Linked DNA regions of Homo sapiens: region 2 is linked to region 1. A link is a loop called in an ENCODE intact Hi-C map of the cell type or tissue named here. Cell type or tissue: Caco-2. All regions are shown on one strand. Each heading gives the region's core, and the rest is flanking DNA. Links, peaks and the distances in the headings are about the cores only. Region 1 has its middle 7.2 kb from the start of FABP7. Region 2 has its middle 43 kb from the start of SMPDL3A.

Evidence for each region. Peaks named below come from ENCODE experiments on the same cell type or tissue, not always from the same donor. Only the 100,000 strongest peaks of a DNase experiment are listed, where the experiment ranks them.
Region 2: it touches region 1 in a loop (5-fold over the local background); 15 of 110 quality-filtered maps call a loop at or near these places.

Annotation. Positions count from the first base shown.
Region 1 is chr6:122,769,301-122,775,739 of GRCh38, reverse strand. It overlaps a transcript of FABP7 not described here. Among named protein-coding and RNA genes, the nearest start is that of FABP7, 7.2 kb to the left of the region's middle. In Caco-2, for the core only: CTCF peaks have their summits at 2,681 and 4,564 (motif pointing left); DNase peaks (open chromatin) are centred at 2,799 and 4,579.
Region 2 is chr6:122,828,896-122,835,334 of GRCh38, reverse strand. No RefSeq gene overlaps it. Among named protein-coding and RNA genes, the nearest start is that of SMPDL3A, 43 kb to the right of the region's middle. In Caco-2, for the core only: no CTCF peak of the experiment used is centred there; a DNase peak (open chromatin) is centred at 3,634.

The sequences.
Region 1 (6,439 bases), core at 1,079-5,078:
CCGCTTTGTTTAGTATTTTTTTGTTTGTTTTTTTTGTTGTTGTTGTTGTTGTGAAGAGGTTTTCAACTTGATATAGTCCTATTTGTCCATTTTTGCTTTGGTTGCCTGTGCATTTGAGGTCTTACTAAAAAATCTGTATCAAACCAATGTCCTGAAGTATTTCACCAATGTTTTCTGGTAGTAGTTTCATAGTTTCAGGTCTTATATATAAGTCTATGATTCATTTTAATTGGATTTTCACACACAGTGAGAGATAGGGGTCTAGTTTCATTATTCTGCATGTGGTTATCCAGTTTTTCCAACACCATTTGTTGAAGTGACCGTCCTTTCCACAGTGTATATTCTTGGCACCTTTGTTGAAAATAAGTTGTCTGTAAATATAAAAACTTTTTCTGTGTACTCTATTCAGTTCTATTGGTCTATGTGTCTGTTTTTATGCCAGTACTATGCACTTTTTGTTACTATAGCTTTTTAGTATCTTTTGAAGTCAGGTAATGTGATGCTTCCATGTGTTCTTTTTGCTTTGTTCTTTTTACTTAGGATAACTTTGGCTATTTGGAGTCTTTTGTAATTCTATATGAATTTTAGGATTTATTTTTCTGTGAAGAATGTCATTGGTATTTTAATAGAGAGTGCATTAAATCTGTAGATCATTTTGGGTAATATGAACAATTTAACAATATTATTTTTCTAATTCATGAACATGCAATATCTTTCCTTTTTGTGTGTTTTTTTTCATTTTATTTCATTAGTATTTTATAGTTTTCATTGTAGAGATCCTTCACTTTTTTGGTTAAGTGTATTCCTAGGTATTTGTTTATCGTAGCTATTATAGATGGGATTGCCTTCTTGATATCTTTTTTAGATTGTTCATTGTTGGCATATAGAAATGCTACTGATTTTTGTACGTTGATTTAGTATCCTACAACTTTGCTGAATTTATCAATTCTAACCTTTTTTTTTTTTTTGGAAGAGTCTTTAGGTTTTTCTAAATATGAGATCATGTCATCAGCAAACAATAACAATTTGACTTCTTCCTTTGCAGTGTGGATGCCCTTTATTTCTTTCTCTTGTCTAATTGCCCTGGCTAGGACTTCCAATACCATGTTGAATAAAAGCCACTCGACTGTTCTATAACTCCATATACTGACATTTTTGACTTATTTTACATTATTCAGAATATAATGGCTGTATACCTAAGAATGGTTGCTTTCAAATAGTAGCTTATTTGCTCTGATTATTGAAGAATTTAATAGAAGATAAAGTGAAAAAGCAGAGACTGTGTTGTGCTAAGGATTTAACATTTAACAAATCTTTTTACAAGCTTTCTTTTCCTTTCTCTCTCTCTCTGTCTTTTTTTTTTTTTTTTTTTTTTTTTTTGACAGAGTCTATCTCTGTCACCCAGGCTGGAGTGCAGTGGCCTGATCTGGGCTCACTGCAATCTCCACCTTTCAGGTTCAAGCAATTCTCCTGCCTCAGACACCAGAGTAGCTGGAATTACAGGCATGCACCACCACGCCCAGCTAATTTTTGTATTTTTAGTAGAGATGGTGTTTTACCATATTGGCTAGGCTGGTCTCGAACCCCTGACCTCACGTGATCCACCCTCCTGGGCCTCCCAAAGTGCTGAGATTATAGGTGTGAGCCACTGCTCCTGGCTTTTTCCAAGCTTTCTAAACCTGGGAGCAATTTATGACTTTGCTGTGGCTTTTATCATACAAACGCATCTACAGTCTCATAAGGGAAAGATTATGACAGATTGACTCCTCACTCAGAGTTGTTACCTTTATTTATTAACTAGTGGCACTAATGGTAAAGAATTCATTATAAAGACCTGTTTGTTTGTTTTTTTTAAAAAGTAGTGAAATAAAAGAAAGAAAGATAAGTTGCTTTAGGAGATCCTGGCAGAATCTTCACATGACGCTGAATCTCCTGGCCTTGCTTTACAACAATTTTTCCTTTTTAACAAAATAGAAGGTGTTAATAAAGTTTTAACATTGTTTTGAGCAAAGTAAGTTAACCAAGGTTATGACATTATTTCTTGTAAGATATCCAAGGTTATGCAGCAACAAAAATTAAATAACAAAGTATTTGCTGCTTGAGGTTCTCTTTCTTACCAAATTACAAAGAATAAAATAGTAATTGAATATCTCTGTAGCTGGAAAGGAAATGTAATTACACAATAAAAGCACCATTGGCCCACAGTCTCTCCCATAATAGGTAATGCTGGGCAAGGTGTCAGAGCCCTGGCATCAGAAAGTGGTCAACTCAAGGGTTGGCAAAAAGAATTTACAGGTGACAGTATAGATTTAAAAAAGAAAGTTTTATTAGATAGAAAGAATGCTCCAGAAGAGTGCAGTGGGCACCTCACTAAAAGAGGACTGAGTGCGCAGCAGTGGATTTTTCCTTAGGAGTATTTATGGTCCTTAAAGGAGGAACTTAAGGGTAATTTAGATCATATCAGCCACTTAGGTCATGATAAATGATTACATTTGTAGACATTTTGGCGCCTTAATGTCAGCAAGGGTTGCATAATAAGTTTTGATTCGCATGTATTCTGGAGATATATAGAAATTCTAGTTACTTACAAATTTTGGGGAAAGAAACCTGCAACCAGATGCCTGCCTTAGATAATAGGGAAATCTGATTACTTCTGAATTCCTCTGATAAAGAGTTTTGCCTCTGGATGATCTGCTTGATGGCCACCAGGTGATCTTTGCTCTCCTCAGGAAGATCAGACAAACTGGTTTTGCTGAAGCAATGGTACAGACATTCCCTAGGGGCTTACCTGTCTGTTCATGTGTACACATTTTATCATGCCTACCCTCACCAATAAACCAGCTAAGCCAGCTCCTGCCCAGGAAGGATGAGGATTCCAATCTTCAAGCAAGGGCTAAATGCAATATCAGTAATGGAATTTGATGGTGTGAAGAGGTGTGGGGGTAGGAAAAAATGAGTGAATTATCTGTCTATTGGTGATATGTAACTTTTATCTTATTGCATTTTAGAAAGTATAGACTTGGCCGGGCATGGTGGCTCATGCCCGTAATCCCAGCACTTTGAGAGGCAGAGGTGGGCAGATCAGTTGAGCTCAGGAGTTCAAGACCAGCCTGGGCAACATGATGAAATCCCTTCTCTACTGAAAGTACAAAAATTAGCTGGGATGTGGTGGCACATGCCTGTAGTCCTAATTACTCAGGTGGCTGAGGCATGAGAATTGCTTGAACCCAGGAGGTGGAAGTTGCAGTGAGCTGATTGTGCCACTGCAGTCCAGCCTGAGCAATATAGACTAGGTCAGAGGGAGATAAATCTCCAGGTATGGCATGCCCTTGAAAAGAAGCATTTTGGAGAAATGTCCTTCTCATTTCTCTACTATTTTCTGCAGTTTTTTCTCCTTTTACCTCCCATTATTTAAATATTCCATTCTTAGCCTGCTTCTAGATCTGACATAGTGACTGAGGAGAGAACTTTTTGCATATTTTGGGTTTATTATTAAAAAGTCCCAGGACCTTCCTTCTGCTCGGGTCATTCATATGCAACAACTCGGCCAAGAAAACTCTTCTCTCCAGCCTCCTGGTTAATTTCACTTTTAGGGTTTAGTTCAATTAATATTTCCTCAAGGAAAACTGGGTCAAAACCCCATGGTTATGTCATCCTATGGTTTCATTTATGTATTACACATATATAATAATTTCAATTACTTTTGTAATCAGTCATTTAGTATCTTTCTCCTACCTTAAGAACACAAGTTCCTTGAAACATCTATTTTATTATGCATTGTGCTCTACGACCATCGTCTAGCATAGTATCAAGTCCACTTGATATGTGCTCCACAAATGTCAAACATATGAACAAATATAGAAATATACAGAAAACCAGAAAGGGTCAAAAAATAAGAATTTAGACTATAGTTCATATGATCTTTTCTAAGTTTTCAGCCAAACCTTTCTTCTCTTTGCAACATATATGATCCCCAGAGAAAGGTATCTAAGCCTCTTCTTTAATCCTATCATGTTAATGTTTAAGAGGAAATTAAGGCTCACTGTTTTTAGGTTTTTTCTTTAAAATGAAAGCACACAGAATAGTTTTAATAAGCGTTCAAATGCATGATGGATTTAATAATGCAAGAGTAGGAGAGTTTTGTGCCATGCCATATGTGGAAGCCTGATGCCAATGAGTATGCATGGTAATTGTCCTTTCTATAGATCCTCTGATCTGTTTACTATGGGTTATTATCACTTGTAAATCAATCAAGAACTTTTTGTTCTTATATTCCTTGAAGATCTTTTTTGTTTACTGATCTCTGCTGATTACTGTGTACATTGAGCAATGATTAACAGGTAGGTAGCTATAAAAGGAAGTTACTAATCTGGGATCAGTTGAAGATTACAGAAACCACCCTAGCTATTTTTAACAGAAACAGGACAACATATAGGGAATTAGATGCTTACAAAACACTTGGAATAGTTGAAATAGCAGGTTTTAGGTTGAGCTAAGCTTTCAGGAATACTCCCAGAACACCACCGCATAAACTGACCTGCTAAGGCAACAGTTATCTCTACATAATTGGGAAGCTGGGAATCAGGAACCTGCTTTGCCACCTGCTGGCTCCCAAATATCCTGCTAGTTGTTGCCTAGAAATGAGAGCTTTGCTCAGAAGTACTGATTCCAAAACCACACCATATGGGCTGAATCTCAACAGCAAATGTATGACTTGTGTGCATTCTGTCTCACCACTTACTTACATTTTGAAATCTAGTCTTACACAAGTATATTGCACAAGTTATGCAATAGGCAAAACCTAAATCAAGTGTAGGTATAGGGAAGTTTGGAAATACTGTTTTACCCTCTGCTGCTTCTGCAGAGCATGAATCAGATAAGTCAGTCTACCACACCCCATCCATCACACAGATAAATGAACATTTTTTAAATGTGTTTGTTAAAAGGGGAGAATAAAGTAAAGACAGAGATCGTATAGGTCTGAAAATATTCTATAGTAGTAGTATCTAAAACTGGAAGATCATTAGAATCATCTGGGAAGATTTATATTTATAGAGATTTCAAGTTTATCAAGATTTTGACATAGGCAGTCTGGGGGTAAGGCTGAACTTTGTATTGAAAAACAAAATCTTAAGTTGAAATCCTATGTATGTAATACATTTAATGCCTTATTAACTTGTAAACTAGTACATTCCAGTCTGTCAGAATCATATTAGTAAATTTAGATTCTAATATTTCTTCAGTGCTAAGTACTAAGTAGGACTACAAGACCACTGATGCTACTACTAATTCCTTGACCCTACTGATGATCGTGGAAATGGTGTGTGACTTATGCCAAGACTGCCTCCATATCAGATAAAAGTGTCTTGTGTTATGCAGCAAGGAAGAAATATGACCTATAACTACCCTAAAGATGAAATATGCTAAACCAATGTTAACATGAAAAGCTGTTACAATTAAAACTATCCCCAATCTAAATATAAATTTCCAAGATCCCCAAAGTTTAATCAACTCTCCATTAACTTTTATGGGAACATGCCTGAGGACATTAAAAATTCCTCTTCCAAGAGAGCCACTGGTTCATTTGGGCCTCCAGATGAGTGAAATATATTTATTCTCATTAAAAAAAAGATAATTCTCATGTAAATATTTTCTAACTGAAATTTAAGTCTGTGCAACACATTATTTGCAAGAGAATTTGTTGAAGAAGCTATCAATATGGTTTGATAAATAACATCATTGTAAATTACAAGCGGGCCATTGAAATCTGCAATATTTCTCATTCAATAGCTGATTGGAAACACAGTATTATAAGCCTTTGTTTGAATTTTAGCAGCATAAAATTAAAATAAAATAAAATTGCGGCATTATTTTACTTTTTCTTTCACCGCAAAGCAACTTTTTTAACTGACCAGATCGGTTGAAACCATTAGGATTACACTATTTTTGCTGTTGTTTTTAAAAATATGGGAATGACATTACAAACGTTTGTACTCCTCAATTTGTTAACAGAGAAGTCTCCATTCGAGACTCAAGAAAATGCCAGCATTTCGTAAGTTTTCTACTCGGCCTATTAATTTTCTATCCTTTTGGAAATATTTAATATCCTAAAAATAACATTTGTAGACATAAATAAATATGAGAGATTCTGTGTAAGTTAAGGTGTTTCTGAAACCAAATACATTTTTCTGAATGCATTTATTTCTGCCTCTCCAGTACGTACAAGAAAGTGCTAATCATTGAAGGCAAGTAAAATGATGCTACGTAAACATATAATAATAAATTTTGTATATTTATGTACTTTTAGAAACAGAGCTTACAATAGGATTTAATTTTATAAATTATGTTATGAATTATGTTACAAATATATCATTTATAAATTATAGTGAGCAGCAATTTTTGAAGACCTTTGAGTCTTGAGGAGTGCTGCTTTTATACA
Region 2 (6,439 bases), core at 1,518-5,517, 59 kb before region 1:
TTGAAAGGTAACTCATGCTTGTTCATTAATGCAATATTTAACAAATACTGAATGGCTTCTAGTGTCAGACATTGTTCTTAATAGTATTGGGGACACGACAGTGAACAACATAGAAAACAACACCTGTCCTCATGGAGCTTATATATTTGTTGTGGAGAGATAGCCAAAAATAAAAATAAAAATTTCACAAAGGACTAGATCAAGCTTGTCCAACCCATGGCCCATGGGCTGCATGCAGCCCAGGATGGCTTTGAATGTGGCTGAACACAAATTCATAAACTTTGTTAAAACATTATGAGATCTCTTCTGCAATTTTTTTAAGCTTATCAGCTATCATTAGTGTTACTGTATTTGATGTGTGGCCCAAGACAATTCTTCTTTTTCCAAGGTGGCCCAGAGAAGCCAAAAGATTGAACACCCCTGGATTAGATCATTTCAGCTGCAACAAGTACTAAAAAAGAAAAGTGCCAGAACTAACTTGGATAGTTGGATGCTTTCCTTTTAGCAAATAACCTGTCAGCCTATCAATCACTTAATAATAAGAGAGGTTCCCTTTATGTAATAGAATAATGGAATGATTTTTCTCCTTCATGTTTTCTGCATTTTCTAATTTTTTTACAGTGACAATGCTACTTTACTTATCAAATAAAAAATTTATTAAATAATACATAAAGATATTCTTGTTAACATTTCAGACATTAAAGACAAAGCTAAGGCTTCCTTTACCAAAGGAAAGGTGACAGGCATAAACTCACATAATCAATCAGCTTTGTTAAAAGTGACAAAGATTTGAAGTGTGTGATTCGGTGCCTCTGCTTCATAACTAGAATAAATTTTCTCAGAAAGTTATCTCTCTTCCCAGAAGAATAAGAAAACATACTTTATTATTTTTAACACAAATTCCTCCTTCCTTTATTTTTAACACAAATTCCTCTTTCCTTTAATTTGTGAAAAAAAAGTAGTATCAGGAGGGGTACCATTGTTAGCCCCATGTGATCAAACAAATAATCTGCAATTCTATTGTAGATAAGCAGCAAGAAATGCTTTTAGGGTTTGGTTCACATGTTACAGAGAAGTTAGTGGACCTCAGTAGAATGAGGCTCTTATTTTAAAAACCTTCTTGATCAGATGTTCAAACTGAGGGTCAAAACACTGTTGATTGCCATGAAACCTATTGTGAAAATGGGTTATCAACACCAACTAAAACTGCTTCCGCAAGGCATATGGAATCTCCATGGTACAGTCCTCAGAAACAACACTGGTAAAACCAATGTGCCACATTACTTTCAAATAAGCCTCCCCTGAACAATATGTGATATTGATGAGACATATGGGTACTAGCCTACTATGGTTTTAAAGCATATAGTCTCTTTTAAGCAATGAAGTCTGAGGGAGAATAACCAGAACATTAAGATAACAGAAGAAACATTCTAATTATGTTGATTAACCTTCCTCCCAACTGAAAGAAGTATTATTTTCTGCCACTGCTCTGTTAATGTACATACATATTTCTAGATAAAAATTAATATAACCACTACAAAAACCTAGGAGCAAGTTGGGGGCAGGGGGAAATCAATAAAGTACCAAAACAGATAAAACTGATATACCGCACCCGAGTTTCAATATACTATAAATTATTTCTTCCTCAAGATTCTATCCTTCTTTACTCCCCTCCTCCATTACAGAATCTCAATTTAAAAGAAAAATGTATTTGATAATAAATAGCATTTAGAAATTCTCAAGGAAAGGCAAGTGTATCTTGTATCTCTTGCTCTTTTCCCAGGCTTTCTTACCTTTCTTTGAAAGACCAAAAAAAAAAAGAAAAGAAAAAAGAAAGAAAGGGCACCAAGAAGAGATTGTTTGGCACTGCGCGGTTCACCATCATGCGATACTGACGTAATGGTCTGGGGCACACTGACTGGCTGCCTCAGAACTGGTCACTCTCTCTTTCTTTTCGCATATGGAGCAGCAATCAGCTTACAACTAAATCACATCTGAGCACAAGCTGTCTCCACAAAGCCAACCAAAGAGGCAACATTCACAGGCTGACAAAGCATCCCTAAAGCAGGAAAGAAAAGAAGCCCCTGAGGCTGCTGCCCGGAGAAGGAAAAGGCTTTCAACATTCATACCAGTCTGTTGGGGCATTGTGCAGACCACAGAGGGAGAGTAACTGATGGAATACTCTCTGAAGTTCACACTTGGGCGAAGCTGCATGTTTAACATCAGGAGTGGGAGGAAAGTGTAAGTTACAAAATAAACAAATAAAAAGACAGATATAAAAATAAGAAGGAAATGCAGTGTCAGTGTGGTAACACCAGGGACTGGTGATGTCTGTTGCATATTAGGCTTCTGGTGAACTCAATTAATTATTTCCAAGCAGAATTTTTGTGAATTTATAGTTTACATATAGTTTGCATGTCATTTATTTTTTAATGTAAGCAGTAGGAAGAGTCATTTCTTGAAAGTACAAATGACTTTTGTTTGGAAACACTTTAAAAATGGTAACAGTGACTAAAGATCATCAAATGATATCTAAAATATGGATTAACTATAATACATCTGTTCTCCCTGGGCAGACGGTTAGTTAATCCTTTATAAATTAATTACAATGACATCATTGGAGATCTCACAAATGGATTGTACAAGAATATACCAGCTCTGACTTAATGTGGCCCTGAGATCTGAGCCTTTTCTCTTTACTTATCTATTAACCTCGTCTCTACACTTGCTCCCCATCCCTACGTATGCATCTTTCTACCCATTCAGCACTCACCAAGGAGCTCACTAATTTCTTCATTGTATTTACCTCTGTCATCACCTCCCTCTTCTTAAAAGACTTCAACAATACCAAGTCACATCCTTTTGTGATACTTTTTCAAAAGGACACTTTTGGTAGATCCATATATGGAAGCTGCTGAACTCCAAGTTGATAGCACGCAAATGTCAATTTCCTTCTAACTGAGTAAACAGAATAATGAAAACATTGAGCCTACTATAATTTGAATGTGAGATATACAGGGTTTTAGAATGACACTTAGAATTTAAAAAGGTAAGAAATTAGTTCACACTTGCGCGGAGTTCACCTCATTTATTTAATAATATAATTTACAGTTAGGTAGTCCTCACTTTTTGTCAGGTAACAATTTTATGGGTAAGGAAACTGAAGCCCAGAAAACTGCCAAATTCCTATGACTAACTAGTAGTAAAGATGAGATTTAAACTGTAGCTGTCTAAATCTAGAAGTTGAGTTCTTAATCTCTATGTCAGACAATGTATTATGCCATTTTGTATTAAAGTATATTTAAGATTTTCTATCAGTCCCTTTCAAGATGTTTTAACTCCTGAGGGTTTTTTTTTTTAATTAAAAGGCTCCTATAACAAAGACAGATTACATATACATTTATTTTATACTTTTCTATGATCTAGGGCCTTCTGAAGTGAAGGCTTAATAAAACAGGTAAAACTGTGTGTTTCTTATGCTAGCTATGATGAAGTGGAAGGTTGAGAAGTATGATCAGACAAAGTAGGTATAATCTAATGGTTAACACCTGGGGAAAACCTAGTGAGACTTGTTTGCTCAGATTCTTCTCTGTGTCCCTGTGCCTTCAGAGATAAGGAAGTTCTTTCTTCTGGGCATGGGCAGGGCCCTTCTGGAACGAAGGTCCTATGACCTGCTTCAGGGTAGAAAGGTGGAAAAAGGTCAGAGATTGACCTTTCTAGATTTTATGACTTGCTTCAGAGAAGGGCAAGAGGAAGGGGAGAGTGACCTTCTGGCTTCCACCATTTTCTCAAATGCCAAGGTGCCATATTTTGGGGGTAACATGTTGTGAACCCCATCAGCATTTTAAAATAGATCTGTGAAAAACTCTTTAAAAGTATTATCACTCTAATGTGTCCATGAGATTAGGCCAAACTATTTTTTCTAGAATTCTCCTTACCGTATGCTTCTGGTAAGGGTGGCCACACAAGAGAACCTTGTGGGAAATTGCAGGATAGAAGTGGTGGCCACTTTGTAGCTCATATATTTTGTTGCTTCTCTGCCTGCTCACCTTGTTGGCATGGATCAGCTGCCTGATCTGCAACTGCTCTACCTGTCCCTGGATCTTCCTTCAGGTTCTCTAATTCCTGGAACGAATGTGTGTATAGCTCTTTGATGAAGAGCACCAGCCTCTCCTGCAGCATCTCCACATCATTATGGTTGGGGGCAGTGAGAACTAATGTGGATCTCAGTCTGTTCTTGATTAAGCTCATGCTTAAGGGATCCAGCTTGTTCTAACTCTGACTTTACATTTAGTTCCCCTTCCAGACTGTCTGCCTTGTGGACTTGAAGTTTCAGCATCAGATGCAGAAGCTACCACCTTACAGAGACTTTTTAACCAGATCCCAAAATGGCATAAAATCAAATCTTTGCAACAAATCCTTTCTTTTACAAAAATAGATACATTGATTAACCAACTAATCAATTGATAGATAGATAGATAGATGGATAGATAGAGACCTCCCTAATGGTTTTGCATCTCTGATTGAAACCTAAGCACCATAGCGAATTGATACCCACCATTACTGATCTTAAAAATACACCATCTAGGCCAGGCATGTTGGCCTATGCTTGTAATCCCAGCACTTTGGGAGACTGAGGCAGGCAGATCACTTGAGGTCAGGAGTTCAAGACCAGCCTGGCCAACATGGCAAAACCCCGTCTCTACTAAAAATAAAAAAATTAGCTGGGCATGGTGGTGAGCGCCTGTAATCCAAGCTACTCAGGAGGCTGAGCCAGGAGAATCACTTAAAAAACACAGGAGATGGAAATTTCAGTGAGCCGAGATCGCACCACTGCACTCCAGCCTGGGCAACAAAGCAAGACTCTGTCTCAAAAAAAAAAAAAAAAATCATCTTTTTTTTTCATTCTTTTTCATTTCTTGTATTCACATGCTTATTGCATTTTCATTCAAATGAATTACATTTTTGTTTTACCCAAATGTGACCACCCATTAATACTTCTCTTCAACAAAAATAGGTACCTAAAATAATTTTTTAGTTGTCTGTGGCCATAATGCTCTAAGACATGTATTAAAATATGTCTTACGGATGTTCTTCTTATTTTTAGTATTAATAGTAAGCAAGTGATCAAAATTACAAGAATAATACATTGTTAACTATTAAATATCTATGTGGGTTAGCAATTGCTGCTATCCAAAACTCAGTAGATTCAGTTTACTAGTTATTCTAATTTATGTGTCTGTGGGGCAGAGGGGAGTCAGCGCTCTTCTGGCTGGTTTCGGCTGGGGCAGATCATCTGGGATAACTCTACTTCACATTGTCTCTCATCCTCTCTTTCCACAAGCTGCCTAGCCTGGTCACTTCTTTGCCACAGCTCTGGCAGATGCAGGAGAAAGAAAGCAGAAACATGTAAGGTCTATTGAGGACTATACCCAGAACTGGCACACTGTCTCTTCCAGCCAATTCTATTAGCTAAAGCAAGTCTCAAAGTCAAACCCAGAAGCGAGGGATTGGGAAATTGTGATATGGTAATTTATAATAAGAGGCATATACTTAGTCTTCATCCCAGTTCCTGGCACAGGCTTCTAAAACCCTTGGAATTTTCCAAGTGATAAAGGTGAAAGGACCATTTTTTGTTATTCATAGCAAGCCCCTTCAACCACACCTGAGTTTATGTTAATGAAGTGACTTTTGGAAAGTCCCTAAGGGTGGGGACTGGTTGCTAGGGGAACCATCCAGGTGATTAGAGGGCTAGAAATCTCAGCCTCACCCTCCTACACCTTCCTCCAGGGAGGGAAAAAGGACTAGAGATTCACTTGATCATCAATGGCTGATGGCTTAATCAATTATACCTATGTAATGAAGCCTCCATAAAAACCTAAAAGAATGCGGTTTAGAGAGCTTTCAGGCTGGTGAACACATTGAGGTACAACAGGGTGGCAAGCCTGGAGAGGCTGTGGAAGCTGTGCCCCTTCCCATTGACTTTGCCCTATCCATCTCTTCCGTCTGGCTATTCTAGAGTTGCATCCTTCTACAATAAATTCTAATCTACCAAGTAAACTGTTTTCTTGAGTTCTGTGAGCTCTTCTAGCAAATGACCTAACCCGAGGAAGGGACAATGGGAATCTCTACAGTGGGTTACTCAGAAGTGACAACCTGGACTTAACGATTGACGTCAGACAAGGGGCCTTTCTAGTGGGACCTAACCTGTGGATCTAATGCTGTCTCCAGGTAGACAGTGTCAACATTTAATTAAATTAAAGAACACTCTGCTGGTATCAAAAATTGGTCTGTGTAGAAAAAAATCCACACATCTGGTGTCAGAAATGATGTATTGAGAGTGTTATGAGAGTATAAAAAGAGATTTTCCTACTCAGAAACATAATCTGCTACTTTTGTGAGGAGAACTGCAAAGCTTCAAGGCAAAGAATGGAAAAAG